Linked DNA regions of Mus musculus: all the other regions are linked to region 3. The links are chromatin loops, found by intact Hi-C in ENCODE. Cell type or tissue: left cerebral cortex. All regions are shown on one strand. Links, peaks and the distances in the headings refer to the core of each region. The heading gives the core; the rest is flanking DNA. Region 1 overlaps Prkcb (protein kinase C, beta). Region 2 holds the start of Cacng3 (calcium channel, voltage-dependent, gamma subunit 3). Region 3 overlaps Cacng3 (calcium channel, voltage-dependent, gamma subunit 3). Region 4 overlaps Prkcb (protein kinase C, beta).

Region 1 (8,272 bases), core at 1,946-6,945, 260 kb before region 3:
TGTCTGCCACACAGGCAGACTCCCCATCATTCTGCCAAGTTAAAACCGACTTCAGCTCACATGTTCTCCAGGCACCGTGTCTACAAATCCCACTCTTTAATGTGTGCTGTTCCTCAAACCTCTTAAGCTCGTGGGTATTTGAGTGCAGAGTCAGAATGAACCTGCGGCTGTGTTTATTTTTTGCTCAGTCACATCCTTCCTTTGAGCTGATGACTTGTTTGAAGCAGAAAGAGGGGGATGTGGGGAGTGTGGTGGAGGAAAAGCAGCTTTCGATAATGCTTCAAAATATTACCCAGCCAAGTGTTGGCTTCAAGGCTTTATTAAGGAAAAGGAAAAGGAAAAGGGAAATGGAAAGGGAAAGGGAAAGGGAAAGGGAAAGGGAAAGGGAAAGGAAAAGGAAAAGGAAAAGGAAAAAGAAAAAAAAAAAAGGATGTGAACTGGCAGCTCAGGACCACAAGGGGGCAGTCGCTGACTACAAAACCATCCCTCCACAGAAGTTTGGTCTCTTTTAAATAAATGTTCCAGTTTAAGCATGGCATGGTGCCTCACTTCCATAACTCCAGCTGCTTGGGAAACTGAGGCAGAGGGTCACAAGCTCAAGGCCTAACTGGGCTTCAGGATGAGTTCGAGGCCAGCCTGGGCCACTCAGTGAGAACATGTCTCAAAATAGAAAGAAAAAAAGGGGGCTTAGGGTGCGGTGGGGGAGGGGCTTGCACACATGGCAGGATGGACCCCTGAGCAAAGGTTCTTTCGTGGAAAGCTTGACTCAGTGTTCTATCCCTGGGATCTTCATGACGGAAGGAGAGAACTGACCGCAACTTCTCCTGTGCATGTGCGCATATGTGTGGACACACACACATACACTCACATATGCCTAATCAATTAGTGTAATAAAAAAATAATCCAGAAAGAGGGCTGGGGAAATAATTCAGTAGTAGAAAATTGCCTGGTATTTGTGAGACTCTGAGCTCAGTCCCCTCTCCCCTCCCCTCCCCCGAAATGTAAACACACACACACACACACACACACACAAAGGCATGCGTACTGAGGATGAAGTCTACACACCCCATCACTGTCACTGTCTGTAAGGAAAGGGCATTGCCACACAGATGGGCTCACTGAGGCCCAGAGGAAAGAAGGCTCCACACAGAGCAGGACAGGACCCAGTCCTGGAGTAATGCTCAGACACTCTCTATCTGAAAAGTGTGGAATCTTTAGTCCTTTACATGACAGATTTTCTCCACTTTTGGAATATCTGTGGAAACACAGTGAGATGCATTGAAGGTGTGACTCACACAGATGGTGGACTTCTTTCATGTCTCACATACCTTATCTACACACCCTAAAGGCTGTTTCGTGCAGTGTCCTTAGTGTTGCCAGCCGTGGGACTCTCTGCTTGCACTATCGTGTCAGTGTGTGGTATGTGCTGTACGGCGACACTCTGAGGAGTGAGGAGTAGGGATGACCACCTCCTGGCTTTCAGTTTTCCCCAACGTTTTATCAGGAAGTGTTTCTCTCAGCCACCAGTTTCACAGCAGACCTCGTGCATCTGCCTTCTAAGAGCTCCCATTGCCAGGGACCACACTGGCCTTGATCATGTGTCTGTCTATCTTGCTTTCCAATCACCCACCTGTCTTATTTTTAACACACTTCAAAGTAAATTACAGACATCCACTCAGTTCTTGCTAAACGATCCATCATATGAACAATTCAAAATCAGAATCTATCTTTTAAACTTTGAAAGAGAATTTACATATTATCCTATATACACATCTGCAGTGTCCAGTATCTGAGTTTTGACAATCGCGTTTGACTCTGCCATAGCCCCATCCATTCCTCCTCGACTGATTGATTGATGATTGATTGACTGACTGATTGATTGATGTCACAGAAATCACTACGGATCTATTAAACACAGTTGTGTGTGTGTGATGTCACAGAAATCAGTGAGGATCTATTAAACACTGTTGGGGGGCGAGGGGGGTCCTGCCCTCACTATCCCATGTGCCCTTAGGGAGTCTGGGAGCTAAGGAGCCCTTGACAACTTAAACCCCTCAGGCTGTATCATACTTCATAGCTGTTGCTGTGTGAAGGGCTCACAGTGCAGTGAAGCAGGCTCTTCGGAACCTTCCTGTGCGTTGGCTGGAGAGCCAACTCTTGAAATGAGCCCGGCAGGGTGGAGTGTCGTTGGCTGGCATAAAGAAGCTGGGTCATGTGGTCTTCCCACCTCTGCAGTAGTATAGAGCGGTCTGCACACGGCACAGGCCAGGGCCAGCCCATGCTTCCTTTCTAGCCCGGAAGTTGTAGGTGGATGTGTTGGTTGTTGAAAATCTCGAGGAATTGGAGAAAGCTGAGCTGCTCAATCCTTGTCCTGGTCCTCCCAGAGCTTTAGGGGAAGAGCCAAGGTCAGGCAATGGCCCGAGGCCCCCAACCCTAAGAGGGAAGACAGCACAAGCACTGTTCTAACTGCCCGAGGAGCTTCACTAAGGAAAGCACCACCCGACTCTGACTTGTTACCATCTCTGGAGGAGTCCCTAGCAATGTTCATTAAAATGCACCTATGTGTGGTGGCTCTCGAATTCCCTGTTTGGGAATCTGTCCAACTAAAATAAACACTGTCACACAGAGGAACAGGTACCAAATGAGCGTGTTTACCGACTGTGGTGGAAAGAGTAATAAGCTTGAACAGAACATATCCGTCTTTTGGGATGTTAGGCAGTTGCTGAAATGTCGGCTTTGAATAGGCTAGTCCTTTTCTGAACAGGAATTGTTATCCAGTTGTGCTCAGTTTATACAATTCATTAAGTCATGTAATTATATGCCATATACTTTCAAATTATGTTGTGTTTCTTTCTACTTATACGACTTAAGAAATACAAATTCTAAATAATTAAACAACACCAACCCAGCTACAGCTATTGATCTGTTGTAGAAGTTGGCAAATTATGACTTGGGGCCAAATCTAGCCTGTTTCTATAATGAGATGTTATTATACCACACTCATATTTATTTGCATGGTGTCTCTGGCTGCTTTTCTCTTTTTCAATCAAATGGCAGAGTTCATATGGTCTGTGTAGCCTGGACTATTTGCTCCTTGGCTGCCTCTGAAAAGAACCCCTGGACCTAGAGGTACATCCATAGCCATTATGTAAGAAGGTTAGGTTTCATAAAAGTATCTGCTATGAATTCCCATCGACTAAATAAGCAACTGCAGCCGATACTCCCTGTGTACAAGGTGTGTTTGTGTGTTTCATAAGTGTGGGACTAAAGGGGAGGAAGCACATGAGCTGGGCTGCAGATACTGGGGTCACAGGGGATCAGGAGTGGAGGCCTTGCTGGAGGTGGGGAGAGCATCGTCTCTTCTTCTCTTTGTTCCTCTGGTTGCAGTAGATACATTTTACATTTTTGTGTCCTGGGGCTTGAATCTAGGGCCTTGTGATGCCAGACCAATGCTGGGTACCTGAGCCTTCCTTTGAGAACTTAATTTTGAGATAGAGGCTAAAGTTATCCAGGATGAGTTTGAACTCATGATCCCCCTGCCTCATCTCCTGAAGAACTGGGATTATATCACATTTGTGTGTGTGTGTGTGTGTGTGTGTGTGTGTGTGTGTGTGTTGTATGTGTATATATAAGTATTGTAAATGTATGTACATGTGTGTATGTGTGTAATGTATGTGTATGTAAATGATGTATCTGTACATCTGTACACGTGAATACATGTGAGCATTTATGTGTATGCATATGTGTATATTGTGGCATGCATGTGTAAATGATGTATGTGTACATGTGTATGTGTGCAAGTGTGTGGATATATATGTATATATAGATGTGTGGTAAATATATATATATATATATATGAGTGTGTGTGTGTATATAGATATACATATATATGTGTTATGTGTGTGTATATTGTATAGTGTGCATGTGTGTGCACATGTGTATGCATCCATGAACAAGCACAGTGACAAGATGAGGACATTATCACTCTTGGTCTGATTTGTTACTAAATTTGGAGCTGGGCTGGCAGCCAGCAAGCCCCAGCAATTCTCCTGACTCTATCACCCTGTACGACTGCAGTTACAGGTGTGTACACCTGACGTTTTACATGGGTGCTGGGGATTTGAACCTAGGTACTTAGGGTTGTAGAGAAGGCATCCTCACCCAGAGAAGCCGTCTCCCCACTGTGTAGCCGTCCTGAAACGCACTTTGTAGACAGCCTGGCCTTGAATTCAAGAGAGATCCTTCTGCCTCAGCTCCCAAGTGCCGGGATTAATGGTGTGCACCACGATTACCCCTTCTTACTTTTATACCTTTTGAGAAAAAAAACCAAACAAACAGTAAAATGGAAAAATGTTTAAATAGGACAAAAGCTTTTAATAAAATGGCTCCCCAAAGAGTAGCAATCAAAACTGAGTGGACATACTCAGGGACTGTACATTGGTGGCTTTGAGCAGGATGCTGGGTGGGCATGGGCCTGGCAGAACCAGGCTTATGCCCTGCCTGGGAACTTCAAGTTTCTATTGCCTCTCCCTGTCTCTCTATCTCAGGAGCTGGGTCTGTTCTTTGGATTTTAGGCACACTGGTGGCCGGCCTTCTTCCGGCAGCTCCATCACCACCAAGCTCCACCCAATCCCACCTCTAGTCCAGATTCTTTTACTTAAAGAAACCCCTGCCGCGACAGTACCTTCCATTCTCAATCCTGTGGTCTGACTTCCTAATGCCTCAGAGTTCCGTTTTTTTGTTTCAGAAACCACTGGACACCCCAGCTGCTCTGTAGACCAGCTGCAACATCAGGGAACTGGTTAGACCTTCAGAAATCTCAGGCTCAACTCCAAGCCTGCAAGTCGATATCTACATTTTAACAAAATCCCTGTGCACATTTCTGCACTCAGAAATCCCAGTCACCCTGCGGCTGGTTAAGAACCCCAAGAGAAGCAGAAAGAGTTTGCCTCATTGGCCACTAGGGGGCAGGCGGCACCCGTGCTCTGCTCCCATGTGGGTTGGGCACAGGGGCCCATGTCTTGTATGGAGGATGCCTACCAGTTCCTCCACCCTCACAGCATCTCAGGTGTTGTGAAGATTTGAGATCAGAGCCCCTTGAGCCAGGACCCCCTCTTGCTCTGTTCTGAATCTTCTGTGTCTTGGCTTGAGACTCCTCATGCAGGATGAGCTCTCGGCTTGAGTTGGTACCAGATCACCAGGGCCTTCTACCCTTAGCCCGCGTCTCTACCTCCCGCAGGGAACTCGCATCTGTCCAAAAGAGCTGGCCAGGCTCCTGCTTCTGGCTGGCTTTTCTCATGGATGGGTTGCTGAAGCATTGTGGTTTCGAGTCTGGGCTTTAGGGGCAGGCTTCGGTTTGAAAGCTAGATCTCTCACGAGCAAATATTTGCCGGGTGCCTCCTGTGTTCCTCCCCTGCTCTCCTGCAAAAGACTGCAGGCACATTCACGACGCCTTCATTTTTCTCAATGATGAGAGATGAACACAAAATAAACAAGACATGTCCCTAAGACAGCCTGTGAGGAAGTAAAGGAGTGTGATCCGTGGCCTGCCTGTCACTAGCGGAGATGGTGGCATTTGTCTGAGACTACAGTGGCAAGCTTGGAAGAGAGCTTGTTGCAGTTTCCAGAAAAGAACATGACAGGCAGGGGGAACAACAGAGGCAGAGGCCAGGAGAAGAATTGTTACAGAAACTGTTTGGAGTGGGTGTGGCTAAGCCTAGTGATGCAGTGCCCAGCTTTGCCCGGTGCTGTGGTGTGGCTGGGGTGGGATCCTGGACTATTAAAGAGATAGGAAGAGAGCACTGCAGTGGAGACAGTCCAGGAAGCTCTCTGCAGGAGGCAGGATGGGAGTGGGCTAGAGGGCTGGGGGGAGCCATGGCTAATGCTTGCTGCATGCTCGTCTACCATGACAGTTCTGCCAGGCTGCCTTAGGAACTGTGGGGACGAAGGGGTGGTTCCAACTTTAGAATGGCCTTAGGTCTGGGTGGGTTCACTCTGTCTCCTCCAGCATTTGCTGACGACAACGCCAGGTCGCTCGGTGTTGGTGTTGGTCATGCACTTTTCCCATGTATGGTAACCTTTTGAGGTAGTTATTAACATCCACTCCATTTTAGAGACGAGGAAAACAGGGAGAGGGAGGAGAGGGAGAGCCAATGTTTGCAGGACTGTAAGGTAGAAAGGGTTCCTCATCTTCACATCAGCCCGTCCTTCTGCAAAATGATGTCTTCTATGGGTCGAGTCCTGGCCAGGAGGCTGGGTAAATCCCTGGACTGAGAAATAGTTAGGTGGAGGATGCCTTTTCTCACGGAACCTGGAACATTCCAGCAAGTTCTCAGGATCTGCCCCACCCACTCACCATGGGTTAGAGCTCTACTGTTCCAGGTTTCACTCGGGGGCCCGGGATCTGGACTCAAGCTTGCATGGTAAGCACTCCCACACCGACCCATCTCCTTGGGCCCTTCCTGACTGACTCTTCTGTTAACTAAATCTTCTGTCCAGTGACCTTTTAATTCCCTCTTCAGCCTGGCTGATCTGATTGTGCTCCCCTGAGCCAGAAGTCCAGGTCCCTGGGGGCCCAGCAGAGAAAGGCTGAGGTGGAGCCACACCCTGAGGAAATGGTAGTGCTTGCTTGTTTCTGCACCGATCTTTTTGGCATAGTTGGAGAGCTTACAACCTTGCAGCCAAGTCTTTGAGAAAGTGAGACACTAGGCGACTGTTCCTGGCTGCAGTGCTCTCTCTGCCTGACCTGAGAGCTGAGATCTAGGGAGCAGAGACATTCAAAGAGACAGTCTACGCCGATTGCTTCAAACACCGACCTGGTGGTGCATTTGGCCACCATTTCCTGGCCCTTACTAAATATCAGGTGCTTTAAGGAGACCGTCTCACCGAATCCCCACCTCACCTCACATCTCTGAGGATGACCACTCAGTTGTCAGGCACAATGATTGTGGTGTGGCGAGTTCAGCCCCTCGTTCAGAGTCACGAAGCTGTCAAGTGGCCCATCTAGCATACAAGACCCAGGAGTCAGACATGACTCCAGGACTTGAGTCCTCAGCCACTCCCCTGCCCACTTCCCTGGGTGCTCTCAGACATCTTAGCCTTCGAGAACTGAGAACATCAAGAGAGAGAAGGAGGGAGGAAGGGAGAGGGAGAAGAAGAGGAGAAGTGGGAGGAGGAGGAGGAAGAGAGAAGAGGAAGGAGAGAGAGACAGAGACACACAGAGACATAGAGACAGAGATATACACACAGAGACATAGAGAGAGACACACAGAGAGACATAGAAACAGAGAGAGACAGAAAGATACACAGAGAGACAGAGAGAACACTAGCAGGGACTTGTCCCAGCTTCACAATAGTATCCAGAGAAAAAGGTTTTTATGTTAAAATTAAGTGATGCTCACAGGAGACAGTATATCCTGGGAAACACCTTACCACCTTGGGTGATGAACCTTGGAAGACCCTGGGACAGTTCAGAGCCAAGAGCCACTCTGAGTCAATGGAACGGGGTGGAGGTGGGGATACAGTAGAAGTTGAATGTACTGAGGGTAGGGTAGTCTGGAGGAGGGTATTGGAGAAAAAACTATAGCCAAAGTCAACCAGTGAAACCCAGGAACCCAGAAAACCAAGGAACCCAGGAAAGCAAGTGGCTAAGTAGACATTCAGGATACTTTCCTGAAGTGTTTGCTAGCTCCGTTCCTTAGCCTATCCAGGACAGCGTATAGTGACTTGGGATCTCCTACTTCCCACATGAGGCATCTCAGTTCCTTCAGCTTAGTCCGTCCCTAGCCTACAACTTCAAACACTCCTGAGCAGCCAAGTGTCCTTGCCCACATACTGAGCCAGCGCTCTTTCCAGAGAACACTCTAGCTACCAAACATGAAGCCCAGATCAAAAGAAAGCAGTTCAGATTTTACCTAGGACAGAGAGATGACCACCTTCCACATTCTAGATCAGCTTTTACAGACTGAAGCCCACTGTGTAAAACTAGCTCTTATAAATCACAACACACACACACACACACACACACACACACACACACACATGGGTATGAGTCTATAGGATGGTTTTTGTGGAAGGAAATAGGTGAGGTCAGAGAAATAGGGTTAAGATTGGCTGGAGTGAATCATTTCAGTGAGCTGAACTACAGACAGCATGAATCTGGGAGAGCAGGACCTGAAAATGAGGCAGACTGTCTCATGCAACAGCTAACTTTATTCAGAGCAATAAACAATTCATATTCCGAGGGTTAAAAAGTAAAGTACACAGCCCCAAG
Region 2 (7,902 bases), core at 2,903-7,902, 60 kb before region 3:
TTCCTCTTTCCCGATAACTCTAGATTTGTGCAAAGTGACAAAATGAAAAAGAAAAAAAAAAAGAACAGTTTGTTTTGAGAGAGGGTCTCATGCATCCAGGTTGGCCTTTAACTGGATAGCTGAGGATGATTTTGAACTTCTAATCTTCCTTCCTCTACCACCAGAGTGCTGGATTACATGTGTGCAGCATCGTGCCAGGCTCATGGGATGTTGGGAATTGAACCCAGGGCTTCCTACACACTAGGCAAGCAGTATACCAACTGAGCTTACATCCCCAGCCCCACGGTAGGTGATTTGATGTACTCTAGAGCCTAAGAACCACAGGAAAAGTAGTCAAAGGCAAACAAGGATGTGGTCTTGGTGACATCTAAATCTTAGCATGATCCATGAATGACCATGGAACATACAGTTTCTTCTTCTGGCAAGATGGCTTTACATTCCTGAATTTACTGCCCTCAGGTTGCAGGCTGCCCCTGAGGGACATGCCAGTCCTTAGGCAAGGCAGCTTCCATAAGCTAAAAGAGTTGTCCCCAGAGATGCATCTGTGGTTTGTGGCTCAGGGTGAGGATTACATAAACATACCAGTTTGGTAAAGGGCATCCAGCCAACCACATCTGCTACAAGTGCTCTTATTTTCCTAGTTATTACTGTTCACTCCTTTAGACTGAATTTCCAGGTGATCAAGAATAAGATGCCTGTTGCTTGAGTCAACGGTGCCTGTTGCAGGTGTAAAGCTTAATCATTACTTAACTCAAATAATAGATTAAACAAATGCTCTTTGAGTAGTTACAAAATCCGGGGCAACAGTCTGAGGCCAGGAAATGTAGATGTAAACAAGAGGAAGCAACATCCTCATCGGGAAGATGTGGGCAAGCAAAATCACACATCTGTGCATCTGAGTGTTTGTGTGCTCAGGAATGATAGATGCTGTGACGAAACACACCCCAGAGTGAGAGGGGAGAGAGAAATATTGGGTGATACGTTAGACAGCACCATTAGGGAAGGATGCTCTGAGATTGTGACATTCTTTTGAGCTCATCACGGGGTATTTATTTTAATTTCTGTAAATTAAAACTTACTTTTTATTATGTTTATTTACTTATGTGTATATGTACATCCGGCACATGCCTACCAAGACGTGGATGTGGAAATAAGAAGGCAACTTGCAGGATGATCTTTCTCTCTTCCATGTGAGTCCCAGAGACCAAACTCGGGTCATCAGACTTGGCAGCAAGTACCTTTAACTGTTGAACCATCTAGGTGGGCAGCACTACACACACCCTGAAAAATTTTGGTGAATAGGATATTGCAGAGAGAAGAAGCCCAGGCATTAGGAATAGCTTACCCAAACAGTTGACATTTCTGTGCTGATAAATCAAGAGGTGGCTGAGAACAGTGGACTGGTGGCTTGCTGCTTCTTGTTTGCATTTAGTTTTTAATTAACTTTGAACACTTACCAAAATATGCTTGCATAAGATTTTAAACCAAGTAGGATAGAAAGAGCTGAGATAAAATTCCAGCTACCCTAGACCCTCTTGTCTTTCTGCACCCGGGCACTCAGTTTGTCTTTTAACTTACTCCACCCTACCCCCTCTTCTGCTTTAGATATAGTAATTGAATAATGTCAATTCTATCTTTGACATTTAAATATTTACTTACTTACTCATTTAATGTGTATGGGTGTTTTACCTGCATGTATGTCTATGTACCATGTGCATGCCTGGTGGCCATAGAGGCCAGAAGAGAGAGCATCAGATTCCCTGGGAGTGGAGTACAGATGGTTGTGAACTGCCATTTGGGTTTGCAGAGAATTGAACCTTGGAAGAGCAGCCAGTGCTCTTAACTGCTGAGCCATCTCTCTAGAACCCATTTGCTATTTTTACAAGATGCTTAAATTCTATATCTGCTTCCTTGAGCCAAATCTATGTGTCTTGGCTTCTATCTGTAGTGTTGGGATACTGTGTGCTACCTCCCTTCCCCAGCTCACAGGGCATGGTCCTCTTAGCCAGACTGTATCATAGGATCCCCTCCCTCTGAGCTCATTTGATTGGTAACAGTTTAATATCACAACACAAGCTCAACCAGTTAGGTTGTCAATTCTGGGTATTCTAAGTTGGAGCTCAATCTAACTCCCATCTTGAAGATCAAATAATAAAGAAGATGTGAGAGTTGAGCTTGATTATCAAATTGATTAACTAGAGAAGCACCTGGGAGATTCGTAAACCCCATAACTGGGTTTATCAGTGAGGTCATTTCCAGAGACATTAACCTAAAGGGGAAGATTCGCTCTCAGGCAGTCCATAGGCTGAGGGCACTCACCCTCCCCCCTTCACTCTTCCTCATCTCTTCCTTTCTTCCCTCTTGGATAAGCTCTTTCTTCCTGCTCCCTCCCTCCCTCTCTGCCTTTTGTCTTCCATAGTGTGAGCTGCCCTGATCTAGCAGGCTCTCTCTGAATTATGGATTGAGACCTCTGAATCCAGGAGCCAGTAGATCACACACCACCACCTCCATCCTGCTAGCTGCTTAGGTCAGGTGTTATTAACAGTGAGAGTGCAACACAGAAGATAAAACCTTTTTTTTTCTTCTACGAACTTAAAAGGAGGCACAGCTGAGAAACACAGGAGCCATCAAGGATCTCAGTGGCTTTTACTTCAAGATTCCGAGTCTGATTTCAATTCTAATTTCATTTTTGGCTTTGGGTTCCTCAAAACATCCTCCATATTTCTATGCTACACTCCCCATTTTCTCAAGTGAGCTCCAGTGAGTTTCTGGCGCTTGCAGATAAAACGTGCTCGATGATATAGCTTCTCCTGCTCCTTGGAGAATGAGACTTACGTCATTGTCCCAAGTGCAGAGCTGGCTGGCTTATACATGGTGGGCACTCAAAAAAATTATGCAATTGAATTAGCTGTTAACAATACTTTTATAAGTGGAACCCTAACAGATGAAAAAAGGCACAAATAAATATACTATGGCTGTTAATGGCAAGCTAAGAGTTCAGTGGAAGAAAAAAGTCTCAATAAGAGAAAGACGCACAGGTTTAAAGCTGTCAGAATGCCTTCTGAGTCTCCTGCCAGATGAGCAGGGTCAGAAAGGATCATTGGCAAACAGGGAGGAAGCCTCTGGCTCCATTTCCTTAAGAGGATGCTTTGAATTGCGATGAAAGAGCCCTCTAGTGGTGAGAATGTGCGATTCTCTCTCGGCCCAGCAGCAGATTCCACACACCCATGTGCACACCTACAGGTGTTACTGAATAAAAGACTGAGGTCCTCCCCGCTAGTAAACCAGGAGAAGTTGTTAGGATCTAAGTGATGGGCTCCCTGCCTCTGGCTCTCACTTCAGTCAGATGCTCTGACATGTTCCAAATGCCCTCACATTCAAATTAGCTTTGGCTTTGCACAAAGGTTACCAAGGATGATCTAATGTCATCAAGCTATAGCACAAAGCTCTATTCTTGGGCATTGCAGCCATTTCTCTTCTGCTTTCTGAGTATGATTGTTTTCCTTGTCCACATGAGCACTTGGCTGTTCTTCTCAGTAGTCTACCTGGGTACTTGGTTCTATCAGCTAGACACCCAGTATGTGTGGCTTTCTGTTACAAATCTGAGGATGTGGATCTGGGGCTACCGTTGCTTTGCTGTGCGTCTGGTGAATGGAGTCATGGAGTGCACTATCCCTAAGGCCAAAGCCCTCCCACCATCACTGCCTTGCTACAGAGTGCACCTTTCCCACCTCTGCTGGAGTGAGAGAAGAATAAAACAGATCAAGGAAGGTCTGTTTGATTGTTATTAATTACTTCATATTATTTAAACTTCTGAGAGTGAGAAGAAAATATCCTCCTATCTTATAAAACCTCCCAGGAAAGACCAACTTCACCTTCATGTAACTATGTGGCCTTTTAAATTGATAGTTATCAATCAAGCTGTGTGTGAAAGCTATACCTGTAATCCCGGCATTCTAGGCATGGTATTTTTTTCTTATACAGAAAATCTGTTTCTCAGTTATTAGTATTGACATTCTTTTTTTCTTATTTTATTTATTTTTATTAGATATTTTCTTTCTATACATTAGTATTGACATTCTTGATCACTATTATTTTTGTTGTTAATACAAATAATAGTGATTGCTAACTTCCTTTCTCTTTCTTTCTTTCTTTCTTTCTTCTTTTTTTTTTTTTTTTGAAATGGTCTTAATGTAGTTTAGGCTGGTCTCAAACTTGTTAGAAAACCTAGGATGGCCTTGAACTGTTCTTCCTGCTCCTTACAGGAAGGCTCATGTATCTTTCCCCCATTGCCTTCCATGTGTTTCTAGTCTTGTTAGTTATGGTTTTGGCCCTAAAAATGCATTTCATTTTGTTATATGTTAAATTGTCAGTATAAATGTGACATACATATATACAACTCAATGCATATAAACAGACAAATCCACACTGTACCTGCATATTCGCACACACACACATACATACATACATACAGCTGTGTATTTATATAAAGCACGATCACATGACCCTACAAACTGCACCATGTGTGTGTACACATATACTCACATATCTACTTTATGTCTGCAACAAATTCATAGGCATTCAGAAATCATGACAAAATTGACCATAGTACTCATTTAGACATAAACACAACTATACAAATAAGCCTATATGTGCACGCATATGTATATATAACACCAAGAACCAAATCTTCAAATGACATTAACATAAAAATAAAAATATCAAAGTAACAAAAAGGTTGTGAGCCAAGTCTGAGACTTCTTCAGTATATTGCCCCTACTCAGTTACCTGAATAGAAGCTCTCATACAGCCAGAAATGGCATCCTGGGGAATGGAGATGTCTGTGATCCCCTTCCATTATATGTTTGTCCAGTTAAATAACACTCAACTATGACAGCTGGTTGTGGGCACATCTCATGGGTTGTAGAAATAGCGCATGCAGCCTCAATTCCAAGCATCCAAATGGGTGTTACTACCTGTCAGCCCACAAGAAAATAATTGGTCAGAGCAATTCGGTGGAATGCCTGAAGTCAACTTAGTGTGTGTCCTTATCTATATGCTAGAACATATGGAACCGGGAAGCTGGTCTGTGCCAGTTCTTTTCAGCATTTGCTATTTCTGAGGGAAAGAACTCACAGGTGTGTGATGACATTTGTGCTTTGGGCAAGCAAGGAGCCCAGACCTAATTACACCTGCATCCTGGTCTGACTTAGAAGATGTTAACAAATGAACAGCACCAGGGCCTTTGGAGAGAAGCTGACGTTTTCAATGCTCTCTCATCCTGAATTCACCACCCCCTCAAATGTAAAAGTGTGAAAATATTTAAGAAGTGTATTCAGAAATCAAACCTTTACATCCCTTCATCCAAGGTCCCTGATATGTAAACAACAGTTTAGGTACATTTAGTTCCTTCAGCCCTTTAGAGGTATATATGTTCACATATACATATGAATGGTTCTGGGTCTGATGTAAGCACACTGTCTCCTGTGTAAATCTGAGCTCCGGAGACAGGAGGGTAGACATATTGGTTTGTTTTCTGAGGAATGAAATTGAGACAAATACACATAGACAACATTTTGCCCACCCAAGTGAGCCACCAGTCAGTCTCCCATCCCTTTAAAAAGATTAGATCTTTCCCGGCTTCTGTCTCCCTAGTGGACTCCTGCAGCAAAGAGCAAAGTTGCCTGGCTCATTGGGCTCAGGGATGAGGAGGAGGGTTGATTAGAGAATGCTGCGTGGGGTGGGCTCTGAGATAACGCGCGCGCCAGAGTGCGCTGTGGGCCCTTGTCCTTAACCCTTCCCTCTGAGGAGCCGGATCCGCCGTACTGCAGTGCCCTGAAGCCCTGATGCTGATTGCCCTGGGCTCCCGAAACTTTGCTTGGTTGTGGGCTTGAGTACGCAGAGCTGAGCTGGCTGGCTGGCTCTAGGAACGCACTAGGAGAGTGTTAGGGAAGGGACCCTTCAGCACCCGGAGTTCCTAGACTAGGACCACGAGGAACGGTGCAGCGGCAAGGGGAGCTGTCCCTTCAGCACCACGGACCTCCAACGACCCGGCCTTGAGAAGTGGGAGGCTGGGCAACAGGAGAGGAGCTGTCCGCTCAGCACCACGGACCTCAGCTCTCCGACGCAAGTGGCCGGCCCCCGCCCCAGGACTCTCCCTTTTCTCCAGTTTGCGCGGGGGTGTGGAGAGCAGGCGGAGAGCTTTCCTGGGAGGCTGGGGAAGCAGTGAACACTCTTCTCAGCGACTCGCCTCCCAGCAGAGCTATTTTTTGCCATCCGCCCTCACCCCCAGCACACGCGCTCGCACACACGCACGCACGCGCGCACACACACACAAACACACACTCACACACACATACACACGCACACACACACATACACACGTACACACACACTCACACACACGCGCGCACACACGCACACACGCTCACACGCTCACACACCAGACCTCTCTGGGTTTCTTTTGCCTTGAGTCTCTCGGGGCTGTGAGAAACCAGGCGCATCTCAAACCAAGCTGGCAGCTCCAAGCTCCGAAGCCATGCCCTGCACAAACGCTAGTCCTCACCAAGCTCCTGAGGAATGAAAGCAACCCAGGAATCCTCTGACCGCGGCAGTGATGTGGACCAACCCCCTGGAGCCCGCACCCTCCCGAGGGCCATAGAGGACTCGGGGAACTGGAGAGAGCCCAAGACAGGAAATCCCAGCTTTCCCAAAGTCCCCGTGGATGCTGACAAAAGGAGATCTGGATTTTTGGAAGAGGCCGTCCTAGGTTACCCAGCTGCAGAGTGATTCTCCCGTCTGTCACTGAATCTACCCCTCCAACCCCCAGCCGTTCAGAGTACCATGAAGAATTATGAGGATGTGTGACAGAGGTATCCAGATGTTGATCACTACTGTAGGAGCCTTCGCAGCTTTTAGTTTAATGACCATTGCAGTGGGCACGGACTACTGGCTATATTCCAGAGGTGTGTGCAGGACTAAATCTACAAGTGACAATGAAACCAGCAGGAAGAATGAAGAAGTAATGACCCACTCCGGGTTGTGGAGGACCTGCTGCTTGGAAGGTACTTACAAATTCCTCTCACTGGCTCTGAATGATCTGCTTCTAATGTCCTGACATGTGTTGGGGGGGAAATAGAGGCAATGGAGGGGAAGAAAAATAGTTTTAATTGTTGTTGGAAATATGTGAGGGTCCAGACTATGCTTCCACGGAGCCTGGTGCTGTGTGGATGGAAGGGTTGGGTCTTGTTGATTGGTTTTGGTCTATGCCAAATGTGATGTGATTTTGTAACGCTCTTAAACACCTTCTGCAGTTGAGAAAGCCTCTAATCCCGAGTCTCTAAGCATGTTGTGCACTGCTTGGATTTCTGTCTATAGAAGGAGACTTTGGATTTGTTTAATTACATTTTGGTGAATGGGGATTATTAAGGAATGGAAGCAGAGAAGACAGGAAGGTGCTGAGGGACTGATCTAACCTGGAGCACTCTGATCTGGTTTTTTATCTTTTAATCAATAAAAGCTTACCAGCCTCTTCTGAGTTTGGTCCAACTAGACATTGTCATGAACTCCCTTTGTTAACTTATACTAGGGAACAATATGTAAGCCCTAATCCCCACACCCTCACATCTAAAGAAAATGTCTTTATGAATAAGTGTTTCATTATTTAGGCTCAAAATAAAACTGAAGTCTTGGTGTTTGCTCTCCACCTGACTTCATTCATAAATCACGCCCATCACCAGCAAATGTATTTCCTTGACATTTAGATAAGACTGACTCTGAGAATTGCATCTCATTGCTTCTAATTTTAAAAATTAGAGGATTTGCTCTAAATTATAATGAGGTGGGCAGGCCATTTTAGAATGTGGAGCTCTTAGGTAGCCTATGTCACTACTAAACTTGCTT
Region 3 (5,000 bases), core at 1-5,000:
ACGTATTCAAACACACACGCCTGTGGGCATCATCTTAAACACTGCAGCACATCCAGACGTTTTATTTTTGGAGGAAATATCCAAACACCAGGAAAGGATGCTGGACTTCCCTAGACTCTTCCTCAGCAACCAGGACAGCATCGCCTTACTCTGTCCCGTTGCGTTATTGTGCCCACCATCCCTGTCCGCATCCTAGGATACCTCACACAGACTATGTATCCTGGGTAATTTGCTCACAGAAATCCTATTTCTCACTTTCCCTTTGCCTGACTGCGTGGGTGCCCAGGAAGACATGAGGATGAGGGAGAGTGGGCAAGGCACAGTGGGGAGAGGAGGAGGCGAGAGCCCCTGCAGACTTTTTCCAGTTTTCAGAATAATGCCACCACATTTCCTGGGGAGTCAGTGGGAACCAAGGATGTATCTATCTATACCATGGATATACATGAGCTCCATGCGTGCACCATGCTATTTCAGCTCATCTTACAGCAAGCCTGGGAAAGCACTCGATTATCTCTGTTTCACTGAAGAAGTTGGGGGCCAGAGGCTGGGCACAACTTGTCCTGGGAGCCAGGCTGTAGCAATACCCTCAGTGTCACCCCCACTGGGAGGTGCTTAAGAGCAGGTATGGTCTTGATGTCTCATGTCCTCCACCAGCCCCCATAAGAACTTTTCCTGCCAGCCCAGTCTGTGGCAACCCTTGAAACTGCGCTACTCAGTCTTTCCTTCCAGCCCAAGCCGCAGCCCCTGCCCCCAGACCTCAGCCTGCTCTCTGCCTGCCCCCACAAACGTGGGATTTCCTCTTTGGAACCTGTGATCTCTGTCCCTGGTGAGATACAGATCCTGGGGGAAGGTCATGCCCCCCTTCTGTGTCCCCCACAGAGCTGGCTTGGCGTGGGGCCCATGCTGTTCACTGAGGCATCTCCTAATCAATCCATGTGTGGCTTCCCTGCACTCTGGCTGCTTTCCCAACCTCCTCGCTGAGACACCTGCAACTCCACTCCACCTCCCGAAGGCCAGATCCTCTCCCCAGCCACAGGCACTCCTGATGGAGACGGTGCCTTATCAAGCCTCAGCTCCTGGGAGCAAATGACTCAGCTCCCTTGCCTGGCATCCACGAAGGTTCTGACACAGTGCACTACGTGGAGAAGAGGGAGACAGACAGCTCAAATTCCAGATGCAGAGCACATTTCAAACCTGGTGCAAATTCCAGCACAGCTGCCTTGCTGGGCTGTCTTAGGTGGCTTCATTTCTGTGAGCTCTTCTGCCCTTACTAGTGAAATATAAAGGAAAAATTGTGCATGCAATTGGGCAGCAATGGAATAGTCTAGAGTGCTGGCATGATGGTGCCAGCCACTGGCTGGAGCTAGGAATGTCCTATGCATGGAGAAGTTCCACATGTAAACCACTAAGCGACAAAGAGCCATCACCCCATTGCTGTCCATATGGTCTGTCTCTGGTGGTTTACTTAATTCAACTGTGTCATCTAGTTTTCACAAGGCTTCAGGATGCTGAGAAATTAAAACTAGGTTACAAAGCTAAGAAGGATGAGTTGAATGGGGGTGATTCCTGAGCCACCAAGTTTTCCAACCAGGTTACTATCTCCAAGGCCATGGGACATCCAGGAAATAAATGATAGGAGCTGGGGTGGCTAGAGAGGAGCCATGGAGGTGTGCTCTTCCTGCTCAGGAGCCAGAGGGAGACTATGAAGGAGTTCATGTCCACAAAGGACAGGTAGGACATGGGCTTGGATCACTCCTATCTGAAGCCCAAATCCACAGCTCTGGAAAAATGGAGTCCAACCTCCCGACTCCCCCCTCCCCCCCGCATGCTGCTCAGATCACAGGTTTTCTCTGGCATACTTGCACCAGAGATGGCACCACCCTGTGGACAGACACAGAAGTCTAAAGAGACAGAACTAGTCTGCCTGAATCATGACATCTGTGCTTGCAGACAGCTTTTGTACTTGTCCATTTTCTGTGGCTATAACAAAATATCTAAGGCTGGTTTCTTTATAAATCAGGAAAGGTTTGACTTAGCTCACAGTTTAGGAAGCTGGAAACTAAGGTGGACCTATCTGAGTTGCTTCTGTTGAAGGTGTCCTGGCTGCAACACGGCTTCTTAACCATGAACAGAACCGCCAGCCAGCCCCTAACCCTGCTAAATCCCATCTCTAAAGGGATGGCCCAGGAAGCTATGCCATCTCTAAAGGAATGGCCCAGGAAGCTGTGCCTGGACAAACCCCCCAAGGGACTCTGCCCGACAGAAGTTTGAGAAACACAATCCAGTACAGGACTCCTGGGGTGAGACTCCTGCCTCTGGCTGCCTGGATGCCTCCTCTCCTGTTCTCAGTGTAGTTGCTCATGTTCAGCATCAGGTCTCAGCCAAAATGCCCTTTTCTGAAAGTCTTCTGCGTCCTCCTATTGTCACTGGCTGTCTTGACCCTTTGTTGGCTTCCTCACAGGACCTGTCCCATGCAGGGACAATGTTGTCCTTTCTCTTATACCCTCTGTTTTGCTAGAGTCTGGTGTAGCACTCAGTATGCAACAAACACTCATCATTAATACTTAGTTGTATTTTTAATGATCAAATGAACCAATATCAGCTTTCTGCTAAGTACCTGGCCTTTGAGGTCCCCCTTCCCACTCAGTATCCAGCCTCTGAGGTGCCCCCTCCCACTCAGTACCCAGCCTCTGAGATTCCCCTTCCCACTCAGTACTTGACCTCTGATGTCATCCTTCCCACTCAGTACCTGGCCTCTGATGTTCTTCTTCCCACCCAGACCACAGTACTCTGTGGTCCCTCCTGCCAACACTAATTGCCAGGCTCATAGTTCCTGGCTACATCATAGCATCCTGAAGGGCAAGTATCCCAGAAACACTGGCCCAAGGATCTTATAGTTCAGGGAGAGATTCCCTGTTGGGAGCTGGGGAGGACATGAGAAGAATGTGGAGGGGCTAAGGATCAAGGGAGTGTGGGTGACTTTGGACATAGGCCATCTGTCCTAACCATGTGGGGGAAGCCAGATGATGCATGGAAAGTCGCTGTCCTGCACCCTAGATTGATGAGATTTGAAAACTAACCAGCACCCTCCTTCCACCAGGCAAGCTACCCAACCGCGTAGCTGCTGTAGCATCCGCTGCGGCTCATGCTCAGCCTCCCAGCCTGCCATTAAATAACATCACATCACACAGTGAGCAAGATATTTCCTTTTCAATTCACAGCAATGAGCCAGAATTTCATAATATGGTTTTGATTTTATTGTGTTTATTTTTACAGTAGCCTTCTATTTATGGCTGCAGGTACTGGCTTTCCATTTACAGTTGCGATATAAAGTTTCCATTGGAAATAAATTTAAGTTAAAACAGAAATTGAGTTGACTTAAAGGGAAATGAAGATAAACACTAAAAACACACACCATAAATACACGGAGAAAGGAATAGGATTCCTCACAATTTTTAGAAGAATATAAGACCTCCATTATGGTGGGAGGTCATGACCTGGGGGCTCGAGGCAGAAGGTCACAGTGCACTCACATTCAGAAACAACGAAGACTACTGTTTGGCTCTTCTTGTCCTTCCATGTGGGACTCCACTCCTCAGAATAAAACCAACCAAACTTACATGAGTCATCCCATATCATTAACCTACTCTCGATAGCCCCTCACAGACATGCCTGGGGGTTTGTTTTTGTGATTATTCAAAAGTCCACCAAGTTGGCAATTGGCCATCATATAGGTCAAGTTTTCTCAGATGGTACCATACGGGAAGTTGCAGAAGCCAGGCAGGTGGAAAGGAAGTATAGTGGTGGCCGGCATCTCACATCTAGCATCCCCATCCCACCCATACCCTGTTGAAGACCCACTCGCTGCTTGGATGCTCTCACATTAGCAATACAAGGTAAGGCAGAAATAACAGTGTTTATGGTGCTCCTAAGGGGCACTGTCCAGCCAGAGCCAAGAAAAGCAATGTGATGTCATATGTACCTCAGCGCATCCTGGTCACCCCAGGACACAAAAGGAGCTTCTTCAAAATGTGTTACCTTTGTCCTGCTCACCTGCTCCCTCCTTACCTAGCACTAGGCTCTCTACAGCCCCTTTCTCCCTTGTGGATGGATTTTATTGATTATATAAACCCTAATCAGATAAGTTCTTAGCAAGACTTTTGTCTCATTATGTAGACCATGCTGTTCTTAGAACTCACAGAGATCCACCTGCCTCTATCTGTGCTGGGATAATAGGTGTGCCCCACCAGGGCTAGCTAAACATTTTCTTATGCACTATCTCTGGCTTTTGAAGATTTTTAAGTTTGAAAAATACAATGAAGACTGTCTTCAAAGGTAAATGCATCTATAACATTATAGTCCACTTTAAAAAAATATCACGTAAAAAAAGAGCAAAATCCCCACAAATCTGCCATTCTTACATTCTGCACCTCCACAATCAACAGGGATAACTACCATGGAAAGGACACATTCTGCCTCTTAAGCACACTGGGACATGTCTACATCTAACATACCCCAGTGAGTATCCATCATAGCACGGCGATTGCTCAGGAAGGGCAGTACACTGCCCAGTTCCTGAGAATGCCAGTCTCATAAACTGCATTATGCACAATTTTTTCTTGACTGGCAAATGGAACTTCTGTATGGGACTTCCATATAGAGCCATAGTTATTGTACCAGTGTTTTACCTGCATGTATGTCTGTGAACCACATGCATACCTCATGCCTGTGGAGACCAGAAGAGTGCATAGGATTCCCTGGATCTGGAGTTCACATGTAGTTGTGAGCCACCATGTGGTTGCTGGGAATTGAACCCAGACCTCTGGAAGAGCAGTCAGTGCTCTTAACCACTAAGCCATCTCTCCAATCCCTTGGAGCTGTTATTAAAAAGTGACAATGTGTTCATCTTAAGCAAAGTGTGCAAGTGCTCATTCTTTAAGCAGGGAGGTCTGAGCAGCCTCATAAACATGTGCAGCAGTAAGCAACAGGTCCTGGACACA
Region 4 (8,272 bases), core at 1,737-6,736, 150 kb before region 3:
TAAAGCAGGCCATTCAACATCATCCTCTAGACTCAGCACACATGCATGGGCCCATGTACCTGGACACATGTGTCCATACACCACACACATATACCATAATCTCAGAGAAAATGGCAGACATCCCACCACCACCACACAGGCATCATGCCCCACTCTATTTCAGCTACGCTGGGGGAGGATTGCCTCTTTTTGCGTTCTCTGTCTCCATGTGCTCTGCTCAGATGAACTGTGCGTAGGCAGTGCACTTATCATTTTATATGACCACACCCTGGACTCGCATTCCAAATTTAGAAAATTCTGCACAACTATTATACATGACATGTATACATGAGTTTTGTTTTGTTTTGTTTTGTTTTTTAGCTTTTTGAATTTACTGAGGGAATTTGGGGCGGGGGGAGAAGAAGAAAAGAATTGAAAATGCACAGGAGCCCCTTTCAGCTTACAGGCCACGGCAGCAGCACTTTTGAAGAGGCATTTTAAGGCTGAGCAGACTGGCTAGTTTGAAGAGAGAGTTGGTGAGTTTGCCTCTCTGTGCTTTTAATTGGAGATGACAGTGGAACGCCCACTTAGGAACGTCCTGGAGTTGGCTGGAGCCAGCTGGAGCCGGCTGGAGCTCAGGAGAGAGGGGAGGATAGAAATTGGAGGCAACACGTGTCAGTCCAGAGAGAGCCCCTGGGCCGTGACTAGAGGGGGAGGGGTACACCCATTTTGAAGGTGATCCTCAGTAAATACTTCTATGATTCTTATATGGGGGAGCCCATCAGGCAAAACCTCATCGAATACCACAGGTTTGAGAACAAAGAACGTCTGAGGCAATGGTTTTGTAAGGAGAATGGGGAACAAGGTCAAATTCCAGGGCTGTGGAGGAGATCCTATAGTTAACTGAGGTCCCAGGGTTTGCTCCTGGCTCTCTTAATGCCATTTCTTCTATTGCATTTATTTTGAGCATGGTTTGAATTAGTTATATGTATATTTTAACCAAGATTTTAGATGCTCTAGGGAAAAGTTCTGTATCTTACTCTTTATTTTGGCCTCTGTAATGACTAATACACACGTACACACATACATACACACATACACGCACATATGCATGCATACACACACACACACACAGACACACACACACACACACACACACACACACACACAAACATATGTTCAGAGGAAGCTCTCAAGTTTGCCTCTACTCAAGGTTGGCTCTGGTTGGCCCCCAGTTGGACTTTCCAAACTTTGTCATTCCTGGCTACTGCAGGATATGAACTTTGTGACATGGACAAATGGTGTTTGTTTTTGATATATAAAATAAATTCTTTAAAATATTGATGCACCAAAGTCAAATTGGATATAGAATGTAAATAGCAGAGTCCAGACTGAGTTTATAGTTTTTACAAGGACAGTGCCTTTCCAGTTATGAAGATTTAACATATTTAAGCAATTACGTTTCAGTTTTTAAAGTGAATTTCAACTTATGTACTTATTTTAGTCTTGCTATATAGTACGAGATGGTCTTATGGTCTTTCTGCCTCAGCTGCTCACGTGCTTCATTACAGGCCTGTCTCACCATAGTCAGAAAAAAACAAAGGACAAAAACCAACCAACTAAACGAATAAACAAAAAGCAAGCCGGATAGCCAACCAAATGACAGCAATGACAAAAACCCCATAAACTGAATTTCTAAGACTATTTTTTTTAAGGTGAGGAAGGATAGATCTTTGAAAAGCTGCTTACGTTTAACAATATTTCTTTCCATAATTCATTTTTCACTTTACATCCCAATCACAATGCCCTGTCTCCCTTCCCCCAGTCCTGTCCTTGCAAATCCCTGGCCCCTTCTCCCTCCCCTTCTCCTCAGAGGAGAGGATGCCCCCCGATACCACTCTACCCTGAGTGTATTTTAAGAGAGGAGTAAAGCTTACTGGAGAGCTTGAATTCACCCGGGGGTGGGGGAGGGGGGAAGAGACGGGCTAAAGCTCCCTCTTCTTCATCATCTTCAGACATGAGCTGGTCTCACCCATGGCTTCCTATCTCGTATGACTCCGTGTGCCTTAGTCTTCCTCTTCAGCAATAACACCCATGATGTAAGAAGCTTCCTATATTTGACTGTATTTCCAAGCTCCACAAACACAAATTATAAGAAGTTAGACGTGTACACCTATGATTACCTAGGACTATCTGCTACCCTTCTTTGAGAAACAGTGCCATTTGGAAAGGTGTCTGGCGGTGCCTCACACTGGCACTGTGGGTCCCTCCCGGCAGCTTGGCTGACAGTGGAGAGGCATCTGACACAGCGTTGGCATCATTAGGTGTCCAGAGGCTAAAGGACAGCAAGATACCAGTCATAGCTTTTCATAACCAAGACACTGGCCAGCCAAAGCTTGTCAGGTAGGGTTCAGAGATGGCTGGTGTCAAGGTTCTCCCACGTAGTTAGCAGTGGAAACAGACCATATAGCTTCAGCCTGAATGGGGCCGTCATGGTACTGGGATTCTGACTGTCGGGTCTGGGGAGAGGGAGATTAGCAAGTTAAGCTAATCCAGCCAGAAATGAAGCAAGTAAAATCTCTCCTTACTTCTCCCTCTGTGGCCAATGCCATCTGCTGTTTTAAAAATAATTTTTAAAAGCGAGTGTTTTGGTTCTCTTCAGTGTGCAGCAAAGACAGATGCTATTTTGGGCTTGTTTTCTATCACCCCCCCACCACCACCACCAAGAACCAGGGGCTGAGTGTCGTTGGGTTCTGGTGTACTGTCTGCTTTGTGCCACCATCTTTGGTGCAACCTTTGTGCTAACTTCATATTCCACCACCCCATTTCCCTCTCTGCCTCTCATTAGGTTGTTAGAAAGAGGAAGTAGTATTGATTTGAGAAAGAACGAATATATATATATATATATATATATATATATAATTGGTTGACTTGCGCTGCTTACTGTAAACCTGCAGCTCCAGCTGGATGCAGGGAACAGAGCACTGATGGGCTAGAGGCTTCGATGGGAGGAAGAATGCATCCATATATCCTTCCCAGAACTTTTCCCCGCTGCTTGTACTCACTGGGGGCAGCATAGTGAGAGGCTGCAAGTGTTGACCCTAGAACTGATCCTTCTCGGTTCAAATCCTGGCTCTGCCACTTAGCAGCTGAGCGATGCTTCGCCAGGTCCCTTAACTCAGGTAAACATCAAGTGTTTGGTGATGGTGGCTTCGTGTCATCATTGTCTGTGTTACAACTATCAAAATTCACACTTGACCACACATGTTACCTTTTATATAAAGTAATATAAATGCCTATGCACTGGAAGGAATTTTTTTTTCTTTAAATGATGGATTAAACATTTGTTCTATGGCCAGAATTCTCTTAGGCAGTATGTACATGCCGTAGGTGAGGAGTAGCCACTGTATAAGTGAAGAGAAAACTGGAGATCAGAGAGGTTAAATAATCGCATGGCAGTAGCATAGCCAGTAAGTGGCAGAGTGGTATTCCAACACTGTGTTCATTATGGGTCTGGGATCTCTGCCCTGCAGTTTCTGCGCTAACCTTTCCAGTAGGCTTTGCAACTTTACACGTAAAGCCGACTTTTACATCACACCTCAGCATTACCAACACATTAAATAACCCAACCCACAGTTTACAAAAACATACTCAGGGCTCTAGACATGGGACTCTGACCCTTTCTGTTCCATTCTTAAGTACCATTCCGTTCTAATTCTTGCTTAAATTTTCTCTTTAAAAAATGGCTATGACCCACCAAGTTCATATGGTGCCTATTAGAGTGAGATACAGCATTGGCCTGGCTTGAGAAGCCGAGTGATGCCCCTTATCCGGGACATAGTCACAGCACTCAGCAATGTGTGTCTGACAGGAGCCACTCTGTTAGAGATGGTTGGCTCTACTGTCTTCACCATACACAGAGGACACAGGCCCAGGGACATAGAGTGATCTTGAGGCCTATCCCCAGAGAAACTTCTAAGACACCATTTGTTTTCCAACCTTTGAACTCAGGATGGTGTGTTGGGTACCCAAGGATTCCTGTGCCGTTTATCTATTCGATCATTAATTTACATTAATCAATTGTTTTGGCCAGAGATGGAAGACATTCAGTAAGTACTATATCCATCTCTAGACCATCGCTCACAAAATGAAGGCCCCAAATCTTTGCATTTTCCCATGTACAGATCCCCTCACTTGATCTGGTCTCTTCTCTCACCCTGTCTCCTTTCTTCTCTGTTCGGCACAATCACCGGTACCTGGTGCATCCTAAGTTATAGTAGATAAACTCTACCCATGGCCTTTGCTGGGCTCTTTCCTCTACCAGATCCATGCCTGCTCTATGTGGGTTTGCTCAAGTGTCTCCTCAGTGATTTATTCCGACCATTTTCCTGCAGTTGGCAGCCTTCTTCCCTGTCTCATTCACCGGCACCCCAGTCTCTTTAACCTGGATTTTTTTACATAGCACTGGCTACCTTTTGACACTTTGTAACCGCTAGTTTTATCTTTAGCAGTGTGTCTCCACTGAGTTGAAACATAGATGCCAGGGAGTTTTGTTGACTTTGTTCACTGATTTCTCCTGCACCTGTAACCTGGTACCTAGTAAGGCTCTGTAAATAGTTCTTTATTTAAAGAACAAATGGATAAACAGCTGAGATAAACTGCCATCGGGTTGACTAAGTAATTACAAACTATGATGCCATCAGAGGGTCATCCGCGGTTTTACAGGAGAACATAACAAGCAGACCTGACTTAGATTGGGTGGGATAATTTAGAGGAAACATTTTTTTTAGGCTTAGAACATGAGGGGGATTTTAGTTTCCTGCAAATAGTGCAAGCCCTGCCATGGTAAGCTAAAAGAAAGCAGACTAAAGAAACGCTCTAACCCAGGCAGAGCTAAGGGGAGGGGGTGTTGCTTATTCATTTAGCAAAACCCTTTGACAGAAGGAAAGATGCCAAATCTCAGGTAGGCATCTCTCCAAGACCATGATACCTTCTGCCTCATTAGCCTTATGGACAGCACCCTGGATCTGATTCCCTCCACTGTTCAAATGAGGAAACCCAGATATCAACACGTCAAATATGCCCAGCTATTAAGAGCCAGAGCTGCACTCCTAAAAAAGGTCTCTTTTGCATCTAAGCATGTGTTCTCTCACTCTCTGGGCACCTCTTGTGTTGCTCAAGTGCCAGGAACAGGCTTACCCAGCCCCTGACCTGAAAGAGCTCACAGCATGCCTTGAGAAACATGTACAAAGTCCCCTAGGTTGAGATACAGTTTTTTTCCAGGCCCCAGTTGCTTCACTTCTGCATATGTCCTTGTTTTAGGTTCTTGTTGTTATGTATAAAAACATGATCCTCAAGGCTACATAAAGCAGTCCGAGAAGGGAGATTAGATTATTCAATATGGCTACTTTGGAAAAAAGCAAACTATGAGTCTGCCTTGGGGGTTATGGTGTGGCTTGGCTTTAGATAGAGGGAGAGACATATGGATAACGAAGCTGCCCTGGTCAAGCCATGGTCCTGCCCTTCACATGATCTTAGCTCTGCTCTGTCCTGCAGGGTAGTCTGGCTGTGCGTAATCTCTTCCTGCAAGGCACATGCTCCCTCTGGATAGGCTGGCACCAGTTCTTCTGTCTCCTCTTAGTATGGGAATTCTGGGGAAATTTTAATTCTTTGGGGTCCATTGTCTTTACATTCTGAGAGCTGAAGGGAAAGGTATAGGTGTCCCTTTAGAGCATCATTTCTTCTGATAGAGAGGTTATGATTTCTCTCCCCTTGCTTTTAAATTTCAGTCTTGAGGGATTTGGGGCAATCTTCTGGATTTGCAATGAAAATTCCTGAATTATGCCTGTGTGCATGCCAACATTTGCTATAACAAAATGTCTGAGAGAACCAATTTAAAGAGAAGAAAGGTCCATTGGCTCATGGCTTCATGGGTTTCAGTCTATGGTGAGCCTACCCACCATTACTCTCATCGAGGAGGAACACAATGGTGGAATGCTGGGATAGAGCAGAGGAAGGGTGGGAGGCTAGGGACAAAATACCCCCTTTAAGATCATCTACCAGTGACCTACTCCTCCAGTAGCTACTGTCTCCTAAAGTTTCCTAAAGTCTCCCAGTAGCTTAGTAAGTTATGAACTCATAAGAGTTAACCCATTAATGAGCCCAGAATCCTCATGACCCAGTCACTTCCTCAAGTCCCACCTCTGGACGCTGCTGAATGGTTTTGGTTTGAATATGATGCATTCTCATGGGGTTATATACTGGGGCCTTGACTCCTAGCTGATGGCCCTGTGGGAAGTGATTGAGTCCTAAGAGCTCTGGCTAAAATAGACTTGTCCTCCCTTTAAGTTGCAATCTTAGGTTTTTAGCCACAGTGTCAAGAAAGTTAACTACCACGGTCAGGGCTCAAGCCTTCCAGACGTGAATATCTGGGGAAATATTCCAAGCCCAAAGTACAGCATTGTCTTTCTAGGCTGTTGCTTTAGAAACTCTGCTAACTGATGGATTTTGGTAGCCACCAGGTTAGTTGTCTGTCACCTCAAAACTCTGTGGCTTAAAGCAACAGTAAACATTGATCACTTTACAGCTTCTGTCAGGGATTTAGGCTAGCACATCTCCTTAAAAGTCTAATTTCTGGTCTCAAAAGAAGTGACAGTCAAGTGGCCAGTGGCGACCACTTCAGTCCTCTGAAGGTTGAGACGAGGAAGGTGATTCGGTAATATGACTAGGGTGTTGGTGCTGGCTGTGGATAGAAGCTTTGAGTTCTTGTCAGTAGGTCTCTGCATAGTGCTGGTTGAGTGTCTGCACATCACGGCTGCCGTAGAAGACATAATCCAAGAAGGTGCACAATGGAAGCCATAAAGTCTTTTGTGACCTTACCCCAAAGTCATGCATCCTATTGGTTACACAAATTAGCCCAGTCATTGAGGGAAGACAGTCCAGGACAGCATGCACATTAGGAGGTGAAATCACTGGAGAGCCAACCTGAAGACCGGCTCCCACAAATATCTATTACTGTAAAATTATATACCCAATATTTATTACTTTTTGTTCCAGCAAACCCTGAACTAGGTAATAATATCAATTAAGTAGTAAGATCCATGTGTTAATTATATTTTCCAGCACAAATGAATTTCAATTTGTAGTTATTAATTAAAAGTGTTCTCATTCTACCTGTGCTAGCCTGCATGCTTACAGTGGCTCAGAGGTCACCCTTAGTGGGTGCTGGGCCCTGCCTGAAAGAACACTCCGGAGTTCTGGTAGCTCTCATCATAAGTCCCAGCTACTCCCTGCTCCCCGTTTGGGTCCTGAGAAAGTATGGGGTGCTGACTTTGGTGTTTGCTCTCTTTCCTCAGGACCGCCTGTACTTTGTGATGGAGTATGTGAACGGGGGTGACCTCATGTACCACATCCAACAAGTTGGCCGTTTCAAGGAGCCCCATGCTGTGTAAGACAGACCCTCTTTGTGCCCTTTCCTTGGGATAAATGATTGTCATTTCCTTTAAGTTTTAGCCTACTAGGGATTTTTTTTACCCCAACATCCCAGGCTTCTTCTTTGTGAGCGTTATTTGGCCAAGGACAACTGTATTCTGCTCGCTTTGAGATGTTTCTTTATGTTCCTGAAGGCCAGCTAAGAACTCATAGCTCTAGACCAATGACTGTTTCATAATCTCTAATTTTTTTTTGCCCCTCCATCCTGAGAAAGGTCTTATAACTTCCTTGGGGAATGTCTTTGCAGGTTTTTTGTCTGTTCATTTGCTAATATTTATTGAGAGCGTTCTTTGTGCCAGACCCTCGAGTACTGAACAAACACCATCTCATTTCATCCTGAGCGGTACGGTGAGGGAGAGAATCTCACCCAAGCTTTACAATCAAGGGCAACGAGACCCGGAGGGTGGGAACCGCCAAGATTCTAGACCTAGGGGAGGGTCTGTGTGGGTGAGACCCACCTGTGTTTGTTCATCTGTTTCCTACACCTCTTCCCTCTGACTCTTGGGGAGATGGGGGTTTGAGATGATTTGCAGCTATGGTTTGTGGGTTCCTTCATTCTGTCCCGCCCCCCCCCCCCCCCCCCCCCAGTGCAGAAACCAGCAAGAGATCATTTGTAAAATAAAAATCCCAGAGAGCTTCCCCTTTGCTTAGAACCCCGTGGGTGAGCAGGCACAGAAAAAGCCACAGGAACGAACGTCAATTCTCCTTCCTGGGTGTTTGCTTAGGTTTTATTGCTTCTCTTGAGAGCCTTCAGAGCCCATGGAGGGACCCATCCTACAGCTGGGGGGAGGGGGAATGGGTT

The links. A loop is a pair of places that touch in the nucleus more often than their neighbours do. Peaks named below come from ENCODE experiments on the same cell type or tissue, not always from the same donor. Only the 100,000 strongest peaks of a DNase experiment are listed, where the experiment ranks them.
Region 1: it touches region 3 in a loop (3.0-fold over the local background); 2 of 42 quality-filtered maps call a loop at or near these places.
Region 2: a loop joins it to region 3, with 9 times the contacts of the local background. A loop is called at or near these places in 3 of 42 quality-filtered maps.
Region 4: a loop joins it to region 3, with 2.6 times the contacts of the local background. A loop is called at or near these places in 2 of 42 quality-filtered maps.

What each region holds. Positions count from the first base shown.
Region 1 is chr7:122,465,839-122,474,110 of GRCm38, forward strand. The region is part of intron 5 of Prkcb (protein kinase C, beta); the gene reads left to right. Among named protein-coding and RNA genes, the nearest start is that of Gm51497, 170 kb to the left of the region's middle. In left cerebral cortex, for the core only: a CTCF peak has its summit at 4,964 (motif pointing right); DNase peaks (open chromatin) are centred at 2,212 and 4,964.
Region 2 is chr7:122,664,921-122,672,822 of GRCm38, forward strand. It overlaps Cacng3 (calcium channel, voltage-dependent, gamma subunit 3), which reads left to right and starts at 6,824. Exons shown (of 4, transcript NM_019430.2): 1 at 6,824-7,064. The coding sequence starts at 6,854. In left cerebral cortex, for the core only: CTCF peaks have their summits at 3,186 (motif pointing left), 5,667 and 5,876; DNase peaks (open chromatin) are centred at 3,176, 5,025, 5,234, 6,208 and 1 more place; H3K4me3 peaks cover 2,386 bases; H3K27ac peaks cover 2,790 bases.
Region 3 is chr7:122,728,062-122,733,061 of GRCm38, forward strand. All of the region lies in intron 1 of Cacng3 (calcium channel, voltage-dependent, gamma subunit 3), which reads left to right. Among named protein-coding and RNA genes, the nearest start is that of Cacng3, 59 kb to the left of the region's middle. In left cerebral cortex, for the core only: a CTCF peak has its summit at 1,879 (motif pointing left); DNase peaks (open chromatin) are centred at 335, 1,066, 1,407 and 1,888; H3K27ac peaks cover 2,240 bases.
Region 4 is chr7:122,575,096-122,583,367 of GRCm38, forward strand. Prkcb (protein kinase C, beta) reads left to right here. Exons shown (of 17, transcript NM_008855.2): 11 at 7,335-7,426. Among named protein-coding and RNA genes, the nearest start is that of Cacng3, 93 kb to the right of the region's middle. In left cerebral cortex, for the core only: no CTCF peak of the experiment used is centred there; DNase peaks (open chromatin) are centred at 2,627 and 4,856; H3K27ac peaks cover 3,211 bases.